Linked DNA regions of Homo sapiens: region 1 is linked to region 2. Evidence: chromatin loops called from intact Hi-C (ENCODE). Cell type or tissue: heart left ventricle. All regions are shown on one strand. Links, peaks and the distances in the headings refer to the core of each region. The heading gives the core; the rest is flanking DNA.

Region 1 (12,053 bases), core at 3,977-8,976, 1.2 Mb before region 2:
TTTTTAAATAGCTAGAAGAGAGGGCTTTTAATGTTCTCAACACAAAGAAATGACAAGTGTTGGAGGTGATGAATTTGCTAATCACCACATATTGTATAGTGTATCCAAATATCACTCTGTATCCCATTAATATACACAGTTACTGTGTGTCAATTAAAAAGAAGGTTAAGAAACAAGCAAGCATGCTATGCCTTGGCAAAGAAATGTCTTAGATGACTCAGAAAGTAATCTGAGACTCAAAGATACACATGGAGAATTTAAACAAAGTTGTTCCATGTTGTGAAAAAAGTGCTGCAATAAACATACTTATTCAAGGATCCTTAAATATTTATGTGTTTCTCTCCTTTTCAGGGTTAGATCTTGTATAGTCTGTTCTCACATTGCTGTAAAGAAATACCTGAGACTGGGTAATTTATAAAGAAAAGAGGTTTAATTGGCTCATGATTCTGCAGGCTGTACGGGAAGCATGGTGCTGGCAGCTGCTCAGCTTCTGGAAAGTCCTCAAGAAACTTACAATCATGGCAGAAGGCAGAGGGGAAGCAAGGTGTCTCACATGGTGGGAGCACGAGCAAGAGAGAGAGGGGGAAGGTGCTACACACTTTTAAACAACCAGATCTCATGGTAACTCACTATCAGGAGAACAGCACCAAGGGGATGGTGATAAACCATTCATGAGAAACTGTCTCCCACCAGGGCCCACCTCCAATACTGGGGACTACAATTCCACATGAGACTTGGTGGGTCACGATCTAAACCGTATCAGATCTAAAATGAGAATAGTTGAGCATTATGCTATAAGCATCTGTCTTAGTCTGTTCAGGCTGCTATAACAAAATACTACAAAAAGGTGGCTTATAAACAGCAGAAGTTTCTTACAGTTCTGGCATCTAGGAAGTCCAAGATCAAGGAACTGGCAGATTTAGGGTGTGGTGAGGGTCCACTTTCTCATAGACAGTCTTCTTTCCACTCCAACTGCACATGGTGGAAGTGGTAAGGGGTCTGTCTTGGGTTTCTTTTATAAGAGCACTAATCCCATTTCTGAGGTTCCACCTCCATGACCTAATCACTTTCCAAAGTCTCCACATTCTCTTACCATCACCTTGGGGGATGAGGATTTCAACATATGACTTTGGGGGAACATAAATGTTCAGCTCACAGTGTATCTTTACCAGATTTTGCCATTTTTTTTACAACGGTTTTCATCAATTTATACTTCCATCAAGAGTTATCAGAATTTTCATTTTCTTACATTTTCACCGCAACTCACAAATACTTAAATATGAAGAGTGAGAAGTGGTACATCATTGTTTTAATTTGTGTTTAATTGTGTTTCATACGAGAAATAGAGCATCAGAGAAGGAACAAAATTTTTGACTTTCCAGGTTATGAGGACTACTTTGATTGAATTAAATGGGTAGGGCAGAAGTCTGCTGAGCAGGAGGGGCACACAAAGGGAGAACACAGTAGGAAGGGTTGAGGTGGGAGGAGCCTGCACTTGTGATCAGGACTTAGAATGTGTGACAAAAACTAGTGCTGCACATATCACCTGAGCTGAGACTGGGAACCTCTTCTGACTCATCCTCAGATGGAAATAACCCCAGTGACTGCTCCCTGCATCCCACAGAAAAGCCTGCTTCTGGTGCCTTCTGTTTCTGAGTTGTTTTACCTTGCAGCCTCTAGGTGGCGCACCTGAGTTCTAGCTGCTCAGGCCTGTGGAAAGCGCAGGGATGACTAACAGAAGAACTGGGAGTTATCCAAGAGCCGAGGTCCTAGGGTGAAGAGGTGCAGGGGAGCTCAAGCCAGTGTTTAGTAATAATTTTAAAACCCTAATTGCAAGGGGTGAAGCAGATTATAACAGTTACAGTGATGATATGAAGAGCAGTATAATACAGATTTTAATTAATTTTTCATTCAGCACATATTTGTTGAATGTCTGTTGTATGCTAGCAACTGTTGTAGGTGCTGGGCATGCAATTAGCAGTCAATAAAGCAAGACCCCTGCTTGCAGTCTAGTGGGGGAGGAAGATAGGCAATAAGGAAACAAAATGCTTGGATGCAAAGGACAGAGTAAGGCAAGTGGAGGAATTAGTGATATGGTAGACACACTAGGGGATGGTTTCCCAGAGCAGAGTTTTGCCATATGAAATAGGAGCCCACCTTGCAATCCAGCCAGTGGAGCAGGAATAGTAAAGAGAGGACTTTAGGGATTGGGGAAAAATGTGTGCCCAGACCCAGAAGTCTCAACCACAGGAAGGAGGGACTCAGGAAACTGTCTGGGAGTCACTGAATGTTGTCGGTTGTGAAGTGCAGGGAGATGAGGCCACAGAGGTGTTTAGGAGCCGGGTCATGGTTGGACAAGCTATGGGGTTGGAGCTTTATCCAGTGGTGATGGGAAAGCAGAGGGCGATTTTAAGTGAGTGGATTTGCCAGTAGCATCTTGGGGGATAAACTGGAAGCGGGGAGACTTAAGCTAGGGAGACTAGTGGGAGGCAGTGTGTGCAGCTGTCCAGGAGGTGTCAGGGAAGAGGTATGGGGCCTGAATCAGCTCAGTGTTACTGGAGATGAAGGAAAGGAGGTAGGTTTGACTGAATTTGGTGACCGACTGAACATGGCAGTGGGAGGGACAGGGAGGAGTCCTCAATGCCCTGGCCCCTGGCCTGAGTGACCATTCACATTGCCTGAGTGGCTCCCTTTGCCCTATGCATGTGTCTTCCTGACCCCAGAGTCATTTTTATTACTTTCAAGTGTGTAGAGTAACCAGAACTGAACTAATAAAGTGCAGCAGTTCTGCTTTAATGAGCAGAAAAGAGTAATTTGTAATTAGCATATACATTATTTGTACATAATGAGTGCTTCCAAAGTCCTTATGGGGTTGTTTGTCTTCCTAAGTATTTAAAACCCCACCTCCTCCCAACCATCTTGTTTATGCTGTTTATTTGTACTATCTGTTCTTAAAAATGCACCCACGTGCATATGTACACACTGACACATTCATTCGCCTGCAGCCATCTGTACATTGTCTGCAGCCAGAGAGGCACACATAGGAACACGCAGCTACCATTTCACTCATTTGTAAATGTAACCCCACACTTGCATGCACCAGCACAGATACACAAACACTCAGGTCTACACATAAAAATGCACATGCATGTGTACACACATGTACATGTACCTGTTCCCTTGTATATACACATGCCCAGGAAGTACACAGAACATGTACTTTCATAAGAAGCCACAGGTGCAAACTTGCATTTATAACTGTGCCCATGCACATACATGTGTATACACACAGGTCACAGGCCTACATGCACACATGTTCAAACAGATACATAAATCTGGGAGGAATTGGGGCTTCAATTGGTCTCTTTCTCCTCAAGTACTGATGATGTAAAGCTTTTTATGATTTTGGTCTTGTCCAAAGATTTGAGGTTTTGGAGTCTTCGTCTTCTTGTTCAAAGCATCTTGTTCTTGTGTGGATCAGCTACTGTTAGCTAATGTTACCTATCTGTTACCCTGCTGGAAAGCTGGATTTATGAATGATCCCTAAAATAAAGGTCCTATGTGTACCACAGCAATAGGCCTAAATGAGTAGCTGAGAGGTGAACTTTTGCCGCCTTGGGACCAGGCCTCTGCTGGGGCAATAAGCAGTAAATAACTGTAGCTAGTACCATTATTTTTGGGCCCTTACACAAAAAACTCTGCATAGTGATAAGGTAGACTGAAAACAAGCAGCTTCTGAGTAGTAATTGTGTACCAGGATTTCTCATCTACATTGCCACATGGACTTACTCTATAGCATTTTGAGGTCAGAATAATTATCCTTATATTACAGATAAGAAAACTGAGGCTCAACGAAATGAAAGCATTTGCTCACGGCTGCACAAACATGGGTTTGAACCCAGGAGAATCTCTTGCATTATTTAATCTCTTCTCCTTAGCTCACCACCCTCTACCCTGCTGGGTCCCCCAAACACAGGGTCTGCTGGAGCAGATATGAGACAAGGACAGAGCTGGTGATAGTCTTTGGTGCCTCTGAACTTGCATGAGGTGTTTCTGCATGGTTGAAGAGCAATGATGAGATGCTCCATTCACCCAAGGGTCAGAGGTGGTCTTTCCTGGGGAAAACATGACTCAGCTTTTCTGACCTTGTGGTTCGCTTTTGACATGACTCCAGAGAAGGTGCTGGTAAAGCCATCGTTTCTCTGAGGATTTGAGTAGATACCACACCTCAGCTCCAAAAATTAGGTTCGCAACAATTTACAATAAGATATATACCCTAGGTGAACAAGCAAAGGACCAGGACTCCTTTATCGTGTTAGAAATGTCATAGTTCCTAAAATGTCTAAGCTGTATGGTTGGTCACCTGCCATTCATTGGCCAAGCATTGTGCTTAGATGAACCTGGGCATAGGAAAAGTTGAAGGAGACATCCAGGCCACTTTTGGTTTACATTACTGGAAACATTTTAAAGACAAAAAATCATGCAGATGTTTTTATAGCTATTATTTTATTTTAGCCTTAAAACACTCATGAGGAAAGTAATGTTAATAACAATAATGGTGACAACAGCTGACTTTTATCGAATAGTTACTATCAACCAGGTCCCACAATACTCTCAATGTGCTAAGTGCTTCACGTGCAATAGTCTATTCAATTCTCACAACAACCCAATGAAGTTTGAGTCCTACAGTGGGTTATTACTGCTCCATTTTCCTGTTGAAAAATAAAGAATCAGTGAGGTAAAGTGACAGGGGCAGCATCTGCGGTAGAATCCAGGTCTCCTGACTCTTCAGACTGATCTCATGTCCTAGTACCATCCAGGGTCAGAGACTGCAAGGGCAGGTGGAATAAGGTTAGGGTGCTGGGAACAATATGCTGGTGTGTACTCCAGCCTCTGTGGCCCTAAAACTGTCACAAGTGATGGTTTCCAACCAAGTCAATTGGGTGTCTGACTTTCATCCTGGGACCAGGAAAGTGGGGCTTCACGACTGCCTTGATGGTACTGGTTTGTTTTACAGTGTTTGCCAGTTTCTGTGGTGTAAATACTTACACTATGTCTGATTTCAAGCTAGCAACTGTTTAGCAATTGGGAGAGAAGGATAGAGGGAGAAGGGAAGAGAGAGAGGCATTTGCTTACATCATGTCTGATTTCAAGCTAGCAACCGTTTAGTGATTGGGAGAGAAGGATAGAGGGAGAAGGGAAAGGAGAGAGGCATATGTAACAACTGCATATTTAACAGTTGGCTTTCTGGCTCCTCCAGCCGACTGCTTGGGCCCAACACCCTAGCAATTAACCTTTTGCTACTCCTGGGCTCCAAGGAGGCCAGGCCGTGGGAACAGAGCACCAGAAGGATATTTCAAGGCAGTTTCTCCATTGCCTCAGCCTGGATGAGGCTGATAGTGTTTTACTTCTTCCTTTGCCTCCCTCAGGGAGAAAACAAAGAGTGGATCCCAGAAAGGCCAGGGCCTCTAATCTCTCAGTACAAGTCTTTGAAAGGAGAGGAAGGGAGCTGGGTCTACCGCAGAGAGCTGGCAAGGCTGGGTCTCTGGAGGCTGGGGCCAGGGGCTCCGCGTGTGGAGTATGGAGCAGAGCCGGTGGGCTGGGAGGAAACGACTGGCGGAAGGCCTCCTGGACCCTCTATCCTGTCTTCATAACTCCCACACAGATTAATGAGCCTCAGGATGCCCTTGGTTTTGGCCAGCCATGCTTGGGGCCTCCCCAAAATAGACAGGACGCCCAGTGCCTCTTGCTATTGTCCCAGCTATTGTCTTTATGAGCCTCCTGGGTTCAGGGATCACATCCTAACTCTTCCTGTTCGTGCTTAATCACCATCCGGATGGATGGACACTTGCAGACAGACTGGGGGCAATGCAGACTCAGGGAAGCCAGTACTGTGTGCGTGTGGAGAGATCTGGCCCCACCGTGTCCATGGCTGAAAAGGGAGAAATGGGGCCATGGTGGAGCTTTTGCAAAGACTCAGCGCTCCTTTCTTGGCTGAGGCTGGCTGAGGGGGCCACCAGGCTCAGAGCTGGTGCCCTGGGGTAGGGCAGTGTATGGGGCAGAGTCAGCCACTAGGGGGCAGGCCCCGACAGCAGGTGGGCCAGGCAAAACCCTGTCAATGCTCAAAAGGATGGTGGGAGGACTGACAGCCACAAAAACTGACCCGCTTGGGGTCTTGGGGCCCCCTCCAGGGTCTGGTCAGCTCCAGAGAGAACCAACACCCAGGGGAGTCTGGGAAGCAAGGACAGCAGTGATGGGAAGCTATCCGTAGATTCCCTGTATCATCCTAGTCTGGGGTGATGGAACTGTGATGAGCCGCATCTGCGTCTGGATGGGGATGGGCACGTGGCTTCCCCCTGCTGTGGAAGATGCAAGGAGCAGGAAGAACAGTGACAGAGAAGGACAGGCCTGGGGATAGGGTCAGGAGCTGGCAGCTGCAGCCCCAGCACAAAAGCCAGATGCAGGAACCCTGGCTTGGGGTATACAAGCCCCTGAAGGGGCCTTTTTGGTTTGTATCCTCCTGGGCCTGCCTGGCCAGGCCAGCTTCCTGTTAGCCTAGCAAAGCTGAGATTTGTCAGCTACTCCAAAGCAGTCCCTGCCCTTCCTGCTCTTGACTCTGCAGTATTTTGCCTTGGTTGATTCTGGCAGCTTGTGAGCCCTCTGAGCCTGCTGCCTGCCCCGGATGAAGCTGTCTGAGGTTCAGCTGAGCTGTCTGAAAGCCAGAGAAGCTTAGGATTTACCCTGAGGGAAAAAGACTGGGATGCACCCACTACTGGGAGGCCTGATAGACCCAGTGACCTATGGCAAACCATTTATTCTATTCAGCCATTCTCCCATCCATCCATCCCCTCCATCCATCTAGCCCCTCATCCATCCATCCTTCCATCAACTCACCCACCCAGCCACCCACCTACCCAGCTACTCATTTATCTACCCTGCCATGTATCCCTCCATCCTTTTCCATCCATCTGCCCATCCTTCCCCATTCATCCATTTATCAATCCATCTATTTTCCATCCATCCATTAATCTATTCTATCAGTATATGTCATTGAAACTTCCTCTGTGCCAGGCTCTCTTTTGGGTCCTGAGAATGCAGCAGTTCACATGACAGAAAAAGTTTCTGGATCATAAGAGCTAAATTTGAATGGCAATGTCCCAGTGACAAGCCAAATCACTCACTATGACATAAGGATGGAAATTGATGGCTCAGCTCTTAATCCATCGAGGCAGCAAACTCCCTACACCTCTTGCCCTGATACATACAGATATATTTACAATATGTATGAAGGCACCCCAAAATATGCATACCTGTGTATGCTCACATTGCATCCCCTTGGATAGCAACATGTCTTCAGGATAATTTGTGTACACATACCACCATACCCGAATGTATAACTATCTAAATACGTGCATGTGCATGGACATAAATTCACATATGCACACATGTACGTATAGGCACACAAGGCACTTACACATATTTGCACATATACATACATGTGCACATATACATACTTGTATATGTGCACCAGGAACACACAGGTGCACACACACACACACACACCTGTGCACAGCTACTCAGGCACATTGGCATATGCACTTTAACTTCATACAAATATATACACTTGGGTACAGTTTGGATCTGTATGCATATAAGATACATGTGCTCACATATGCACCTATCCATGCACACAGGTTGCATGTACATGAGCCTACACATGTGCATGTAAATACTCCCTCTGACTTTGACCTTTCACCAAAACCCCCGAACCCTACCATTTCCCCATTCTGTCCTGGGGAATTATCCATATCTCTGACAAGAGAATGGGTTACTAATGCAGCCACAGAGCTGTTTTGACACTTTTGATGAATAACATTCAATACTATTAATTGGAACAATTGCTTTTCATTTAACTAAATCATGGGAATTGCTAAACTAAATTGAAACGGAATGTGATTTTGCTTCGCACTGCTTTAATATGGGCCTCTAAATGTCTTCTCTCTGAAGGATTAGTAACTTAATCACCCACCAGTGATAACTGCTTCCCAGGCTCAGCCGGGAGGCTTCCTGCTCAGCAGCAGCCTGGCTGGTGAGGAACTGGGGGCCCAATGGCAACTACTCTGCCCCTTGCTTCCTCTCCCTGCATTATTCATCGTGGGGGAACACGGTTCTCTCCCTTCTCTGAGTCCAGCAGGACCCTCAGAGACAATTTCCATTTTCCCTGGGCTCTGCCTGTCTGCGTCCTGTCGAGGAGCTCTCATTCCAGGATCCTGGATGTGGGCGTGGATTCTGTCTCTGAGCTTCTCTGAGCCTTGCTGGAACACTTCGTCCTGAGAACACTGGCTCTGGAATCCTGGGGCCACGTATACCCTGAGGGCAGCCCAGTGCCTGGCTTAGCTTCCAGGGGCAAGTTGATGTGGGCCAGAAATGTTCCCTGCACTGCCTGGGGGAGCAGGGAAGGCCCCAGCCAGCTGGGCTGTTGCAGGGTGACCAACTGTTCTGGTTTGCCTGGGACTGAGGGGTTTCCAGGACATGGAACTTTTCAGGGCTAAAACTGGAAAGTCCCTGGCAAATCAGAACAGCTGATCATCCTAACTGTGGTGTCATCTGTGCCTCCAGCTAGAAATCATGTTTAACATTTATTGAGTGCTTACTGTGTGCTAGGTGCTTGACATACATTATTTAAATGTTGTGACAATGTTATGGGGATATGTTCTATTAACATATTCATTGTATAAGTGAGAAAACTAAGACTCAGTTATTTTTTAATCTTATCTATGTCCTCACAGGTGTGGACACAACAATAACAACAAGGATAACAAGGATAATAGGAGCTAATTTTATAAGAGCTTGCTCTGTGATAAGCACTTCTGCTAAAGGCTCAATGTGCATCCTACAGCAATCTTGAAGTTAGGTACCATTTTTGCTGTTCCTTCACAGAAGTGAAGGTTATTGCTAGTGAGTGCTAGACTGTGATTCTAGACCTAGCAGCGTCTCCCACCAGCCTCTACTGTGTTGGCTTGCCTGTTAGGCTACATGGGGCCTCCCAAGTCCTTTTCCTCTGGGTGGTCTAAGGAGACCCAGGCTACAGGATTCTGGAGGGTGAGGTCCTTAGCAAATTGAGTTGCTGAGCTTAGTGTGGCCTCTTCTAGGTACAGCTTCTGTCCTTGGGTGTGCAAAGGAGACATGGCCACTCCCTGAATAGGGATTTCAGGGACAGCCACCCCACCCCTTTCCACTGACACGGTTCCTGACACTGGGTCCTCTGAGTGGATTTGGCATGTGATTGTGGGGCCTGTGAGTTCTTATAAAGCCAGGTTCTTGCCTGCTTCTGCTGATCTAGGACTTGTTTGGACTGCAGCAACTTGTTTGCCCTGCAGCATGGTAGGTTGCCGTATCTGCCTCTCCATCCTCTCCTCCTCCCCAGCCCCAAGGTTGTCAGGAAAAATTGCTAAATTTGGCTCTGAGTTGTCACTCCAAAATATTTACAGGAAGAGAAAGGAGCCTGCTTTAAGGGGGTCCTTATTGGACCACTCCTAAGGGTCAGGTACTGTATCAGGCATTTCGGTTTATGTTCTCATTTAATCCAACAACATCCCAACAGTTAGGAATTATTATTCCCATTTCACAGTTCAGAGGGCAAAGGTGCTGAAGGAGGCCCAAGTTCATGCACCTGGTCAGTGCTACACCACAGTTTAGGAATCAGACTGTTTATTCCACTGACTCAATTCTCTTCCTAGGCAGATACTGCCATTCTCTAAAGCGTAGCTACTTCCGACCTCCAAGTTTCTCTGTCTCTCTGGAGAGGGCTCAGTGTGCTCAGTGTGATGATGAAGCTTGCAGGCTCTGAAGACAAATGAATATGGCCTGATGCCTGGTGCTTCATGAGGCATTGGGTTGAGATCTGCTTGTCTGTTGGAGTCTTTATGTGTAAAATAGGGATTCACACAGTCCCGACTTGGTAGCCCTGTTGTGTTGGTTGCACAAAGAAGAGCTCAGCACAGGGCCTGGCACAGGGCAGGGGATTAATAAGTGGTTGCTGCTATTATCATGTTTATGATTTCTGGCAGTTTGAAAGGAGATTCTCTGGAGTTCAGTGCTGTAGATGTCAAGCCTTGCCTCCCCTCCACATCTACGCTGCCTGCGCCCTTGAGTTTCCTATTAACTTAATAGGCCTGGACGTAAAGGAGCCAGTTGTTCATGGGATCCCAGAGTCAATCAACAATCCACCCTTCACTGCTTCCATTTGGTAAAATCGATATGTGTTGATTGAACACTGAGTCTGCGCAGAGCCCTGAGGCTGCGCCTGAGGAGGATTCAACCTCTCGCTGTGCCAGGGAGTGTAACTAAGATAGCGTTCTCTACCTGGGATCCCTGGACCAGCACCATCGGTATCATCTGGGAACATGTTAAAAAAAGCAAATGGGCCTACCCTAAGGCCCATTGAATCAGACATTCTGGGGTTGGGCCCCAGGAATGTGTGTTTTCGCAAGTTCCCCATATCACTCTGAGGCACGCTAAGGTGGGAGAAGCATTGCTCCAAGAGACCAAAACGCAGCTGTCCTCTGACAAGGACCAGCTAAGCCTGTGGGAGCACAGAGGGAAGAGAGGAGGACCCAGCTGGGGAACCTCTGGGGAGTGGGGTGCCCTGACAAATTCTTTCTTCCTGCTCGGGCTTGGGAAGGGGAGGAGCCAGGGCTGCAGTGAGTCCGCCTGGCACCTTCGACCGATTAGACAAAGGTGCCTTTTCTTCTGCGAGGATGCAGCGCTGCCGGTGAGGGGTGCGTAGGCTGGGTTTTCATCTCATTTACCCTTCACCCACATATGCAAGGCCCAGGCAAAGTGTATGATAGGCCTGGGTGCATTTGACAGGGGAAGAGCCGACCATACCTGTCCTCTGACGGTGGGGGGTGGCTCCTGGAATGCTGAGCTAGCAACCATGGTGAGTCCCCCTACTGTGTGGACCCTTGCCAGGCCTCAGGCCTCAGCAGTCACTTACATAAAACAGGTGGTGAAGGCCAAAGCCTGGGGAGAAAGAGGATAATCAGAGTCAAGTCATGAAGACAGCATGCCATGGGCTGGAGGAGATGTCCCACCCTGAGCCACCACAGGAGAAAATAAAGCAAATGATTGACAGCCCCTAAATGTGCGGGTTCCTCTAGAGCACTGTCCTCCTGCCACAGACAAATCAGCTGGATTTTGATGCAAAAGTCAAACCAACCACCGAGTATGGCTGAGGAGGAAGAGAAGGCTGTTGCCCTCAGCCTGCCCCAGTCAGTGCCACACAGTTAGCCTTTTACTTCCTTCTCCTTTCCTCCCTCTCTCCCTGGGGACCCTCTCAGACCACTCTCCCAAGGCCAGCTGGCCTCATTCCCATCCTCCCAACATAGGCTACCTTGGACTTCACCACCTCTAGATTTTGGCCTGCAGGAGCACCGCTCTCCACTGAGAGCACTTGCTGTCTCCCTTACACACCTGTTCTTGGTGGCCAGTGGCTCCTCCCTTCTCCTTGGCAGGTGTCCTAGGTTTTGTCTTCTGTTGGTTTCATGGAACACTGCCTTAATTGTTCCTGGGGCTTTAATGGGACCCTGTCCTCTTCTACATTCTTCTCTCTCCCAGAAGGTGACTTCTTGTAGGTAGGGGGTACTTGAGTCTCCTCCTCTGTTCCCCTTTTGTCCCCCAGACTGGGAACTTTTTATAGCAAAGTTAAGTCTCTCCCTGTCTCTGAACCAGTTCTCCACTCCAACATTTGCTACCACAAGTTTTGGACAAAGTAGAGGGAGAGGGAGCCCACCCAAGTCCAGCTCCAGGGGCCCCTAGACCTGCTTTGTTGGCCCTGTCTATGTCCCAGGTACCACAATTGTGGCAGGTCACTCTGGAGGGACTAGCTATCCTACAGCCCCAGACAATGGTCTGGGTTCTCGTTCCCTATCTCCTACCCCTCACCCCATATACACCCCGTATACCCACACAGCATGGGAGGTCACTAAAACTCATCACTCTCCCTGGAGGAAGCCTGAAGGGCAGCTGGACTAAGTGCCTCCATCCAACAC
Region 2 (12,053 bases), core at 3,481-8,480:
TAGAAAAGATGGGACTGGAGGGCCAGGTACGGTGGCTCACACCTGTAATCCCAGCACTTTGGGAGGCCAAGGTGGGCAGATCACGAGGTCAGGAGATCGAGACCATCCTGGCTAATACGGTGAAACCCCATCTCTACTAAAAATACAAAAATTAGCTGGCTGTGGTGGCGGGCGCCTGTAATCCCAACTACTCAGGAGGCTGAGGGAGGAGGATCGCTTGAACCCAGGAGGCGGAGGTTGCAAGTGAGCCGAGATTGCGCCATTGCACTCCAGCCTGGCAACAGAGCAAGACTCCATCTCAAAAAAAAAAAAAGCAGGGGAGAAGATAATGGTGAATTTACAAGGTCTGGTGACCATGGGTTATCCCTTCGGTTGCTCTGTGGACTTTGAGCAATCCATCTGTGTGATTAACCCCACACACCAAGGTCTCAGTCACCCTTGAACATGGGAAGAACCCCTCATCATCTGCAGGGTGAGATGTGTTTTGCCCTGAAATCCCCTTCCCCAGTGCCTCCCCTTAGCCTGCCCTCCTCTGATCCTGAACCCCCAGCCAAGGACTCCCCCAGAGCCCTTTAATTGGCTTAAACACTAGACAGGAGATTCCCTGGCAGGGGTAATCCATGATTGAACTAGGGATAATCAGCATGATTCATTTGTCTGATTAAAAGCTCTCACTCCCCATTATCACCTACCTGAGAGGAAGCCACACAGGGCTCTGACAGCAGGTAGGCAAAGGCTCAGGGCCTGACACTGTGGCGGGGTGGGGAGGGGGGCAGAGTAGAAAGTGATTGAATGACACAGGGCACAAAGCTCACAGCAGCACTTGTCCAAAAGGAACTATAGAAACAAAGGAATGGGAAGGCCGGTACTCACAACATGGAAAATATCCACCTGGTGGGGCTCTGTGGGACCATGCACATCCCGCAGAAATGCCTGTGATTTGGGGACGTTTTTCCTTTGATCCTCATAGATAAAGGGTTTCTGCTTCCCCGCCTCAGAAAGGAGCAGTTTGTGTCTGAGCACTTGCTATTCCTCTCTTCATTCCCTCACTCCTTCCATTCTGTGAGAGGAGAAATGATTGGTCTGACTGGTGAGTGAAAAGAGTTTTCCATTCACTGCACCATATTTGCCAGGGCAGAGTTGCCATTCTGAATCATGAGGTTTCCTCTCAATCTCTCTGTCCTCTATTCTTTTGGACATTGCTATTCTCAGAGGGAGCCCACTTTTTGGCATCCTCTATGTGGTCAGGTCATGAGGGCAGCTACCTGCCTTTTGCAGACCAAAAGGGCCTGTGTTCTCTTTGCTTCACTTTCTTCGCATGCAACAGGTTGAAGAAACTCAGCCATCCTAGTACTAGAGGCCTGGGGAGAGAAAAAGCAAACCCCCTTTTGCCGAATGTTCCCTGTAATAGATTGTATTATTGTTCCTATTCTTTATGTCTTCCTGTACCTTTATCTTCTGCCTGTGCCTTTGGCATACTCCCCACCAAAGGAGGGGTATATTTACCTGCAGGTCAGTTGACATAGTCTGGGCTTTAATCCATGCTACAGGTTGGGTCCACCTCTGCCTCACACATCTCTCCGTCTCCACAGATCAGTGGGCCAGTTCCATGCAGGCTCTTCCCATGGAAATGGTAGGAGAGCAGAAGCTTATGAGTGGAGACATGAGTTTGTTCATAGGATTTGCTTTGGCCAAAGTAATGTGGGTAGAAGTAACTATGTGAACTGTGTGCTGGATTCAAGCCTGGGTATTAGAAGACATCACATGTCTCCACTCACAAGCTTCTGCTCTGCTTCTGCCATTTCCATGGGAAGAGCCCGCATAAACTGGCCCACTGATCTGTGGAGAAGGAGAGATGTGTGAGGCAGAATTGGACCCAACCTGTAGCATGGATTCAAGTCCAGCCTATGTCAACTGACCTGCAGGTAGATAAGTGAGAATAAACGCTGCTTCAGGACACTGGGTTTTGGTGTGATTCCTTGTGCAGCATTATTGTAACAAGAGCTAGCTGATACACCCCATCATCCCTGGTTCTCCAGGTCAGTAAAGAAAACTATCACTCTAGGTTATAATGCTAATATTTTGCCCAGTTTGGCTGAATGCTTTGGGTTTTTACTTTATCGATCAAGCCGATGGAGAAAAGTTTCAATAAGTGGGAGGAGTAGAGCACAAAGTCTAGGGTAATCATATGTCCCAATGGGCCTGGATGGCCCTAATTTATACCTGTTATGCCAATATAATTAATAATAGCACCCTTCTGTCCAAAAGTACATCCTGGTTTGGATGATTAAATTATATCACCCTAGCCAAGCCCAACAAGATCCAGCCTAAACCATGTCTTCCTTACACTAACAATGGGCACCCCTTTGTGGTCAGTAGATACCCCAGAATTTTTTAAAAAGCCATGTCCTGGAAGGCAGGAGGCCTGGACAGCAATTCTCATGGCAGCAGGTGAGGTAAAAATAATACTTTTCCTAAATGCAGTCTATCTGCACAAGATTTTATAAAAGTGCTATGGGGTATTTTCTGAGAAATAAACTCCTTAATATGACTTCATGGTAAGAGTTCTATTTCCTTTATTCTCAGGAGTCCTAGGGAAGAAAAATATGCCCCCTGGCAGTGTTCCATAAAACTAATGATGTGGGGGAATACGTGAATAATTGCCTGAATCGCCGGGTTACATATCTGTTAGGAAATCTCTTGGCAATATAAAGAAGGGGCTCAGGACAGTTAAATTGAAGTCAAGTGAAATAAACTCCTGCTGCATCAGCTCGATGATCTTGTGGGTCAAGGGAGCTGTGGCAGCCCTCTCTGCACTTTGGGAATGTTGGGCCTCCAAGTTTTCTGGGTTCAGAGCAACAGGGACATAGGATGAGGAGTAGAAGGAAGGAATAAACAGGCATGGACCAGACATTGCAGGGATGCAAAGGGAAGTTCTGGAGCCAAGTCTTCAAAGCTACAGATCAAAAACTCGGGCAAGGAGCAGTGGCTCATGCCTGTAATCTCAGCGCTTTGGAAGGCCAAGGTAGATGGATCACTTGAGGCCAGGAGTTCAAGACCAACCTGGCCAACATGGTGAAACCTCATCTCTCTGAAATTCAAAAATTAGCTGGGTGTGGTGGTGGGTGCCTGTAATCCTAGCTACTTGGGAGGCTGAGGCATGAAAATCCTTTGAACCCAGGAGGCAGAGGTTGCAATGAGCCAAGATCATGCCACTGCACTCCAGCCTGGGTGACAGAGCAAGACTGTCAAAAAAAAAGGGAGGGAGAGAGATAGGGAGGGAAGAAGGAAGGAAGGAAGGAAGGAAGGAAGGAAGGAAGGAAGGAAGGAAGGAAGGAAGGAAGGAAGGAAGGAAGGAAGAAAGGATGAAGGAAGGAAGGAAGGAGAGAAGGAAGGAAGGAAGGAAGGAAGGAAGGAAGGAAGGAAGGAAGGAAGGAAGGAAGGAAGGAAGGAAGGAAAGATTACTGGTGAGTGGTCAGATAGATGGATGGATGAATGAATGAATTCTAAGTGTGGGGTTATTCCTTGTGCAATATTGATATTGTACTTCATAATATTATACTTCCAAAATTATTAGAGTAAAAGGAAATGATTCAAAAAGCAAGGAAAGGTTCAGTGTGCTGAAAAATACAGTAAGCCCAATTCCTTTCTCACCCACCCCACTCTCAGCCACGGAAAGAGGACTGATACTACAGCATCAGAGACCATCCAAGACAATACAGTTGTCCCTCAGTATCCTCAGGGGATTGGTTCCAGAACACCCTGTGGAAACCAAAATCTGCAGATGCTCAAGTCTCTAATATAAAATGGTATAGTATTTGCATAGAACCTATGCACATCTTCCCATATACTTTAAATCCTCTCTAGATTACTTATACCTAATACAAGGTAAATGCTATCTAAATAGTTGTTATACTGTATTGTTTGGAGAATAATAAGAAGGAAAAATGTCTACACATGTTTAGTACAGATGCAACCATCCTTTTTTAAATTTGTTTTCAATATTTTTGATCCACAGTTGGTTGAATCCACAGATGTGAAACTTATGGATATAGAGAGTTTTATGTTTTTTGAGAGAGAGATGGGGTCTCACTATCAAAAGCCTGGGGTTGCCCAGGCTGCTCTTGAACTGCTGGGCTCAAGCAATTCTTCCACCTCGCAATCCCAAAGTGCTGGAATTACAGACGTGTGCCACTGCACCTGGTCCAACTGTGTTTTAAATTATTCTTCCAGGGTAATATAGAAATTTGGATAAAATTCTTGAATTTGAACAAAGTAGACACCAGTTTGCACAATGCAGGACATCAATCCATCCATGCCCTTTGTCTCCAGATATCTGGTGTGGATGTGCATTCATGTCAACACAACTTTTTAAATTGCATTTTTTCCTCCTTCTCACTCATGTGTCTTCAGAGTAAACTGAAGAATTATTTCAGTGGAGCCATAAACCTCTCGGTCTCCCAAGACATACATATGGACTCCATGTCAATTTTCTCTCCCACACTGCACCTGAACTATTTCAAACTATCTTCCCAGTTGACCAAACCAGAAACCTCAGAGTCGCCCACTACTCTGACCTCTCTCTAACCCCCAACCCGTTAGTCTTTCTCTCATAAATCTCTCTGGTTCTTCCAGCCCACAGCCTGTCCACTCTCATCCAGGTCTCCACCACATCTCCCCTGGGTTGTAGGAGAAGCTCTTAGCTGCCTCTTGGCCTGGGCTCTCTCCTTTAAATCCATCCTATACCTAGAAACCAGAGGGATTTTTCCAAAACAGAAATTTGACCTCCCTGGTCCCCTGGCAACCCATCAATGGCTTCATGCTGTCTTTAAATTAAATCTGAACCCCATGTGAGGCTCTGCACAATTCGGCCTCTGCTTGTTCTTCCAGCCTCATCTCACCACTCCCTGCTTCTCACCCGAGGCCTAGCAGCAGCCTCCATTTCTCTGGCTCCTTGTTTTCTGTCACTTTCAATCATTAGACCTCCTCTTCTAGTTCCTGGAACTCAATTGCTCACTCCATCTCAATCCTTTTTTTACCTAAGCACGATTCTTTCACTCCACAGGTTTTGCTGAAGTATCCTACCATATTCTGCAAGAGAGTATCTCAACATCCTCCTAGCTTAACACTTAACAACATAGTATTATGTTAGCTTGATCAACTCACTCTCCTCCCCTTGTCTGAAAGATCAAAAAAGGCAGCCCCAGGCCAATCGTGTTTGTGTTCCTAGCACCTAGGCCAATTCCTGACTTAAAGTAGGTATTAGAAAAAACTTTTTGAATGCCAGACAAATCCATGAACTGAGGACAACTCTTTGTTTATTCAACATATATTAATGGAGGGCCTGATATGTGTCAGGTATAGTTCTCAGCGTGTGGGATACATCAGTAAAAAACATAAAATGCCTACCCTGGTGGTGCTTACTTTTCAGATGGAGGGAGACATTTATTTACATATTTAACAAATATTTATCCGGCAGAGAATCATTGCACACACAAAAAAGATGGGGTGGCCTGGCCAGACATGTACATGACAGATCAGTTCTAAAATATTTTCCTTGTTTTTAGTTTCTACTTCAATGAAAAATTTGTCGTCATCTTAGTGTTACCGTCCTGGAAATTCTCAATGTCCTCTTTGCCTGCTCAATGTTTCTCTGTAACAGTGTTCATCATCTAATATAAAGAGCAACACAAACACATAGTTTGTGCTCAATCAAAGCTTGTGGAATACAGAAACAAACAAGAAACTCCAAGAGCTCATTCAGTAAACTTACAAACAAGTAAGAAGATGAGCTTATGATCAGCCTGCTCAAAGCAAAAGAAAAGGGAAGGAAACAATTTTTCTAAGAGCCCTTCAGAAAAGGGAGAAAAGCTTTGCAAAACTCAGAGAACCCAGGAGCAGTAACTGATCTTTATGATCCAGTACAGAAGCCTGAGTAACCGCAGGCTGTCTCAGGTTTTAATACAAGGTTATTTACATAGTTACCTAATTATTATGTCTCAATAGAGGGAAGGAAAAAAAGCAAGTGTTTTTCTACTCCCTATTTGCCTTAAAGATCTAAGGGTAATAAATTGTTAGTTTTATTCTTAATTGGTACATGCTTCTTCCAATTTCTTTTCTTTAAAAAAATCAATACGTGGTTTGCGAGACCTTTAATGGAGAGTAAAGAACTGTGACTAGACTTCTTCCTTATTATTGAGATAATCTGTCAGCATTTATCTTTTAAAGGGGCCTCAGGTAAGGCAGACATGATTAAGTTTTTGCAGTAGTAAATGCTGGGCCATTTCTAGAGTTAAAATGATATGAAAAATATAACTGCATCAGGCTATGCCTGATAAAAGACAGTGTCTCTTTTGCAAAAATGTGGGCTGTGGGTCTGGTCTGCTGAGGCAGGGCTCCCAACATCTTGGAAATGTTGTGCCCAACCACTGCCCACTGCCCTGGCCGAGCTCCTGCCCCCACTGAGCTTCGGGAAGTGACTGCGGCTGTTCCCAGCGAGCCTGACCAGAGGCAGAGGCCACTGGTAACCTTAACCCCACGTGGGCAGGCCCTCGTCAGAGCCTCTCCCCAACCCTAAAATTAACCAGTAAGTTTTTGGAAGGGGAGGTGGACAGAGAAGTGCAGGGCCCTGTTTGCTCTTTGGAGCCCAAAGGAAACAGGAGCCTGGGAGCTGACACCCTGGGCCTGAAAAATTGTAATTGTTAGACAAGCCCAGGCATGTGAACAAGAGCTTCCCTACCCCAATCTGCAAGGCAGACACCCTGAGAGTGTTAGAGTTGGTATGGGCAGGGTCCTTCACACTCTGAAGTATGTGGTTACCCAGCAGGCTGGTGGGCAGAGCATGGAAAAGTCCGAATCAACCATAATCAAGTAAATGGCTAAGGCCGAGTTCAGGTAAGGCCCTGCCTACAAATCCAACTCACATTACCTGTGCACCTCATTGTGCCTGTGCCAGACAATGTGCCTCAATTTAACCTTTGCAAAACTTGTCTGATATGGACATTTGTATTCTCGTTTGATAGATAAGGGAGTAAGGGCTCAGAGAATTTAATTAACCTTCCCAAGGCCACACAGCTAAATGGCAGGACTAAGATTCACTATCAGTCTGTTGTACTTCTCAAGTTATCTTTGCTCTACCAAACATCCCAAGCAAAGAAGTTAACATGATGTAATGGTGAAGAGCATGGGCTCTATAGCCATAGCGCCTAGGTTTGAATCCTGGCTCTGCTACTTACTAGCTATGTGGCTTTAGGCAAGTTACTTAACTTTTCTGTGCCACAGTTTTCTCATCTGGAAAACAGGGACAACAGTTGTATATTTATCATCGTGTGATTAGGAGAATGTAAATATGTGAATATTTGTCAAGTACTTAGAAGAGTCCCTGGCGTATAATGAATACATATACATGTTTCATGTGTGCTAAATAAATAAAAGAAAGGGATCTTTTCATTCTCACCACACAAGAGTTCATTTTCCAGTCTCTGGACTCAGAAGAAGGTGTTTTGCAGTTTCCTAACATCATGGAGTCCGAAAAGTGCTTTTGCTACAAGGGTCTCACTTTACTGTCACAACAGCTGTCTAAAGAAGAAAGGAAGATTAGACCCATGTAACAGAAGAATACACTGAGACTTGACAACATGAGGACCTTTATAAGGTCATTTAGCAGGTAAATAAAGAGCAAGAAAGATCCAACTCGACCTTTCTGACCCTGAATCCGTGCTATGCCCACACTCTAAATAAAAGCATGAACTTGTGAGTTTGTGGATGAAAGCTTGGCATTGCGTCCAAAATGAGGCCATGGGACAGACTGCTGCTGCCATTTAACCCCAGGTCCTGAGAAATTCCTCAACCCTTCCCATGAGTCAGGGACTCCTGGATTCAGTGCTGCTGTGGACTGCCCATTATGCCTCTCCCCTGTACTCAGGAGATGGAAGACTCTCTAGAGTTGACCACTGTGAACCAAAGACAATAGAGTGTTCTCTTTTTGCACAAAGAACAAAACAGAACATCAAGAGTCTTAGTGATTTATTCAAGTCACATGAGTTCAATGAGTAGGGAACTGCATCAAGAGACAGCTTCCAGTTAATTTTATGAACCTTATATGCATTGCCCAATATGAGTGTTCAACCCCATGGTTCCCTGTTTTTTTTGGGTTTTTTTTTTTTTTGTCTTTTTTTTGTTTTGTTTTTTTGTGCAATCAATGACCTAAATTCTAGGGAAGTTAGGGTAGAACTAGAGAAGACAGGGAAGAGCAAAAGAAAACAAAATGTGCTCAGTTTGGTTCCGAGGAAGGGTGCGGAAGCTGGATCCAGATGGTGGGGGTTTGGGGAACTGGATAAATCAAGAGAGTTGAGGTCCTTGGAAAAACTGAAGACGGATGTTTTCAAGGACATAGAAACATGGCTCGTAGCAATGCTCCTGGAGGCCCAGCAGAGACCAGCAATACTTGATCTCGGGGATCAACATTAGTGTCTTAATGCTGGTTATTGTCCCAAAGTAAGTAAGGTGTGCAGTGTTCAAGATCTGTCCCATTCCAATGATGAGGAAACCAAGGACCAACAAGAGGTGTGCATTTTAGAGCCCCTCCCCATCCCAGGCCAATGACCACAAAACCGATTCTGTCCCCCTTCCCCCACAGGTAGTGCCTATGCTCCTGATCCTCCCCCAATGGGACAAGGACAGGCCATTTGACCCAAGCCTGTTCCTCAAGAGATTGACAATAAAAATGCCCACATTTTAAATGTGTACATGCTACAATTTTCTGATTATAAAATCAATACAAGCTTATTTGAAAAGAACTTGGATCTGCTGGTATGTGCACATCCTTTCTTCTGCAATGAATCAAAGGATTTATTACCAATGGTTTCATCTGGGAAGATTGTAGGTGAGAAGGAAGATTTTGGATTTTGTTTTTGAGCTGTTTTAAATTGTGTGTGTGTGTGTGTGTGTGCATGTGTATGTGTCAAAAAGATATCTGGGAAATGGGATTGTAGACCACTTCGTTTTGTCTTATTATGGTGTCATCTGTGTCTCCATAGTAAGAGAGAGAAAGAGGAAAAGGAGTAGGTTAATAATCAATCTTAAATAATTTGAAAACTAAAGAAAATCAAAATCAACAGTAATCATACCATCTAGATCTAAAGGCTCATATCATTTTAGCATACCTTCATGCTGAAATAATGAGGATTATTCTATATCTAAATTCTAAATTATTCTTTTATTTATCCTTATTTTATGTTATGCCACAAATAATTTTACATATCATTAAATATGCTTCAGAAGCATCCACCTAATGGCTGTAGAGGGGCCTTCCTAGAAAATAACTTTTTATCTATAAATTTCATGTTCATTGAGCACTTCCTAGGTGTCTCCTGCCAAGCACAGCTTCCATGGCGAGGGTTAGATGACACACACCATGGCACAATGTGTAACCAGATGGTTTGATGCCAGAGACTATGTGCTTAACCACTTTACTTCTACATGGAGCATGGTTTCTTAAGCCAACCTTCCTCTGTAGCACATGTACATTGTTCCCAATTCGTCACTATTGAACAACCCTGAGATGTACATCTTTGTCCATAGATCTTTACATCTCTGAGTACTTCCCTAAGTGAACACTTCACAAAAGAGTTGTTTGACTCATAAGAATAAAAATGTTTAAGGCTCTTGATGCATTTCCCTAAGGAACCCACTTAGCATCTCCACAACAGGGTTTGAGAAGGTAAAAATTAGAACTCTTTTTTTATTTATTTGTGACTTATTTCATTACAGTTGAGCTGATTTTTCAGTTTATTAGCCATTTACATTTCTTAGTAGTCAACTTATTGTTTTATGTTAACTCACCTCACTGATACAGTAATAAATTTGGTGTTCCTTTAGTGTAGGTATGGGAAATTTCTTCAAAAATCAACAATATTCTTGTCTGGAACACTGAATTATTTTCTAGAATGCAGATGCATTGTCGACTTATATGAGTGCTCGTCCTGGAAGGAAACAGATGGTGCCCTGAACGGGGATAACCGAGGAGAGTTTATTATAGGGAGCATTTACAAGGGTGTGAGCAGGGTTAAGGAGACCCAGAAGAGTTGGTGCAGCATCCGGGGGCTGGCAACACAGAGGAGCCATTACCTCCCCTCAGTTTAAAGGGGAGGGAAGAGCCTGGAGAGAGTAGCTGTGGTTGTCAGAGAAGCACTAGGCAGGGCAGGATGCAGCCAACCCTCAGAAGGTAATACTCTGGTGTCCTCATCTCTTCCACCTCAGGGTGCAGGGTAGAATTGCTACACTATCTCCCATGGGTCTCATGGTAAAGCAATAACGTCTAAACAGGAAGCCATTAAGGCCTCTATTTTGATCAAAAAAACAGCCTCTGTAAATCCAGACAGGATCCCAGGGGACCAGCATCCCAGTTCAGGGCCTAAGCTGTAGCTCCAACTGGCTCCGCCTCCTCTGTGTGTTTCCCTTCCTTGATGCTTTTAAAGGAAGTTGCTGTCGGATGGAAGGCAAAACTTAGGTTTTCTATGGCACAGTTTTCAGGAAGGGCAAGTCACTCTTTGGCTCTTTGGGAAACTCCCTCACCCCATACCCCACTCAGACCACCTCCAAATGCTCTAGGCTGGGTCTGCCATCAATCCCTGATAACAGACACCCAAGGGAGATGGTGTAGCAATTCCACCCTGCACCCTGAGGCTGCTTGTCTCAGCATGCAAGAACAGCCTGTGCTGCGGCAGGAAAAGTCTCCTCGAGCCTGTGAAAGAGACGAAGGAGAGCAGGGCATTACATATAAGCCAGAGTGACTTGGAAGTCTGCAGCCTGTCTCCTTCGAAGGAAGACAGACAACATGTATAAGAATAATGGCTTACATCAATGGGCCCCAACCTCTGGCCACATACTAAGCCAACCATTTCATCCTCATGACAATCCAGTGAGGTAGGGACTATTTTTATCCCCATTTTACAGATTAGTAAACAAGATTAGTAAACACAGAGAGGTTACAACTTGCTCAAGTTCGCTCTGGTGCCTTGAGCTGGTGAGATGGAGGAAGTGAAATGCAAAGTTAGGTGGGTCTGACCCCAAACCCTTCACACACATCTTCGTGCTGCACTCTGAGGGAAACGACATAGGGCCTGGGATAGAAGCCTGATTCAGCTTCAAAGTATTTTAAATCTCTGAGCCTCAGACTCCCTCTCTATTAAGAAAATTAATTTTTTAAAAGCCATTGATTCCATTAATGCCCCCCCCGATTGTTGTAAAGCTCATAGGAACTGCCTGCATTTCCCCGGTTATCACATGACTGTAATTTGCTTGGTTGGGTCTCTGCTCACAGGTCAGCTCAACCAAGAGGGTTCCCCTGGTAACCCATGCAAAACAGCAGGGTCTCGCCTCCCTGCCCCACCACCCAGACATCCTCTTACTTCTTACTCTATTAATTTTTTCTCATAGCACGTAACACTAGCTGGCCCATTATGTGAGTGTGTGTATGTGAGTGTGTGCGTGTGGTGTATGTAGTGTGTGGAGTGCATGTGGAGTGCATGTGTGGATTGTGTGTTTACACATGTGTACTTTTTGTTTAATGTCTGACTTCGCCTCTATATGGTGAGCCCCAGGACAGTAGGGACCTTGCCTGACTAGCCCACCAGAGTGTCCCCAGTACCAAAAATGACACTGATACAGTATGGATATTTGTCCCCTCCAAATCTCATGTTGCAATATGATTCCCAGTGTTGGAGGCAGGGCCTGGTGGGAGGTGTCTGGGTCATGGCCTCGGATCCCTCATGAAGAGCTTGGTGCCTTCCTGGAGATTATGAGTGAGTTCTTGCTCTATGAGTGTTCATGAGAACTGATTTTTGAAAGAGCCAGGCACCTCTCTCTCCTCTCTCACCACGTAACACCTGCTCCTTTTCACCTTCCACCATGAGTGGAAGCTCCCTGAAGCCCTCACCAGAAGTAGATGCCGATACCAGGCTCCTGGTACAGCATGTAGAACTATGAGCCAAATAAATCTGCTTTCTTCATAAATTACTCAGCCTCAGGTATTCCTTTATAGCAACGCAAGC

Evidence for each region. A loop is a pair of places that touch in the nucleus more often than their neighbours do. Peaks named below come from ENCODE experiments on the same cell type or tissue, not always from the same donor. Only the 100,000 strongest peaks of a DNase experiment are listed, where the experiment ranks them.
Region 1: a loop joins it to region 2, with 9 times the contacts of the local background. A loop is called at or near these places in 2 of 110 quality-filtered maps.

What each region holds. Positions count from the first base shown.
Region 1 is chr20:39,263,057-39,275,109 of GRCh38, forward strand. No RefSeq gene overlaps it. Among named protein-coding and RNA genes, the nearest start is that of LINC01734, 44 kb to the left of the region's middle. RefSeq lists an enhancer at 6,324-6,824. In heart left ventricle, for the core only: CTCF peaks have their summits at 6,080 (motif pointing right) and 6,280; DNase peaks (open chromatin) are centred at 5,575 and 6,055; H3K27ac peaks cover 2,053 bases.
Region 2 is chr20:40,456,864-40,468,916 of GRCh38, forward strand. It overlaps LOC105372618 (a long non-coding RNA gene), which reads right to left and starts at 10,876. Exons shown (of 3, transcript XR_936718.3): 1 at 9,844-10,876; 2 at 7,457-7,578; 3 at 1-1,361. In heart left ventricle, for the core only: no CTCF peak of the experiment used is centred there; a DNase peak (open chromatin) is centred at 6,503.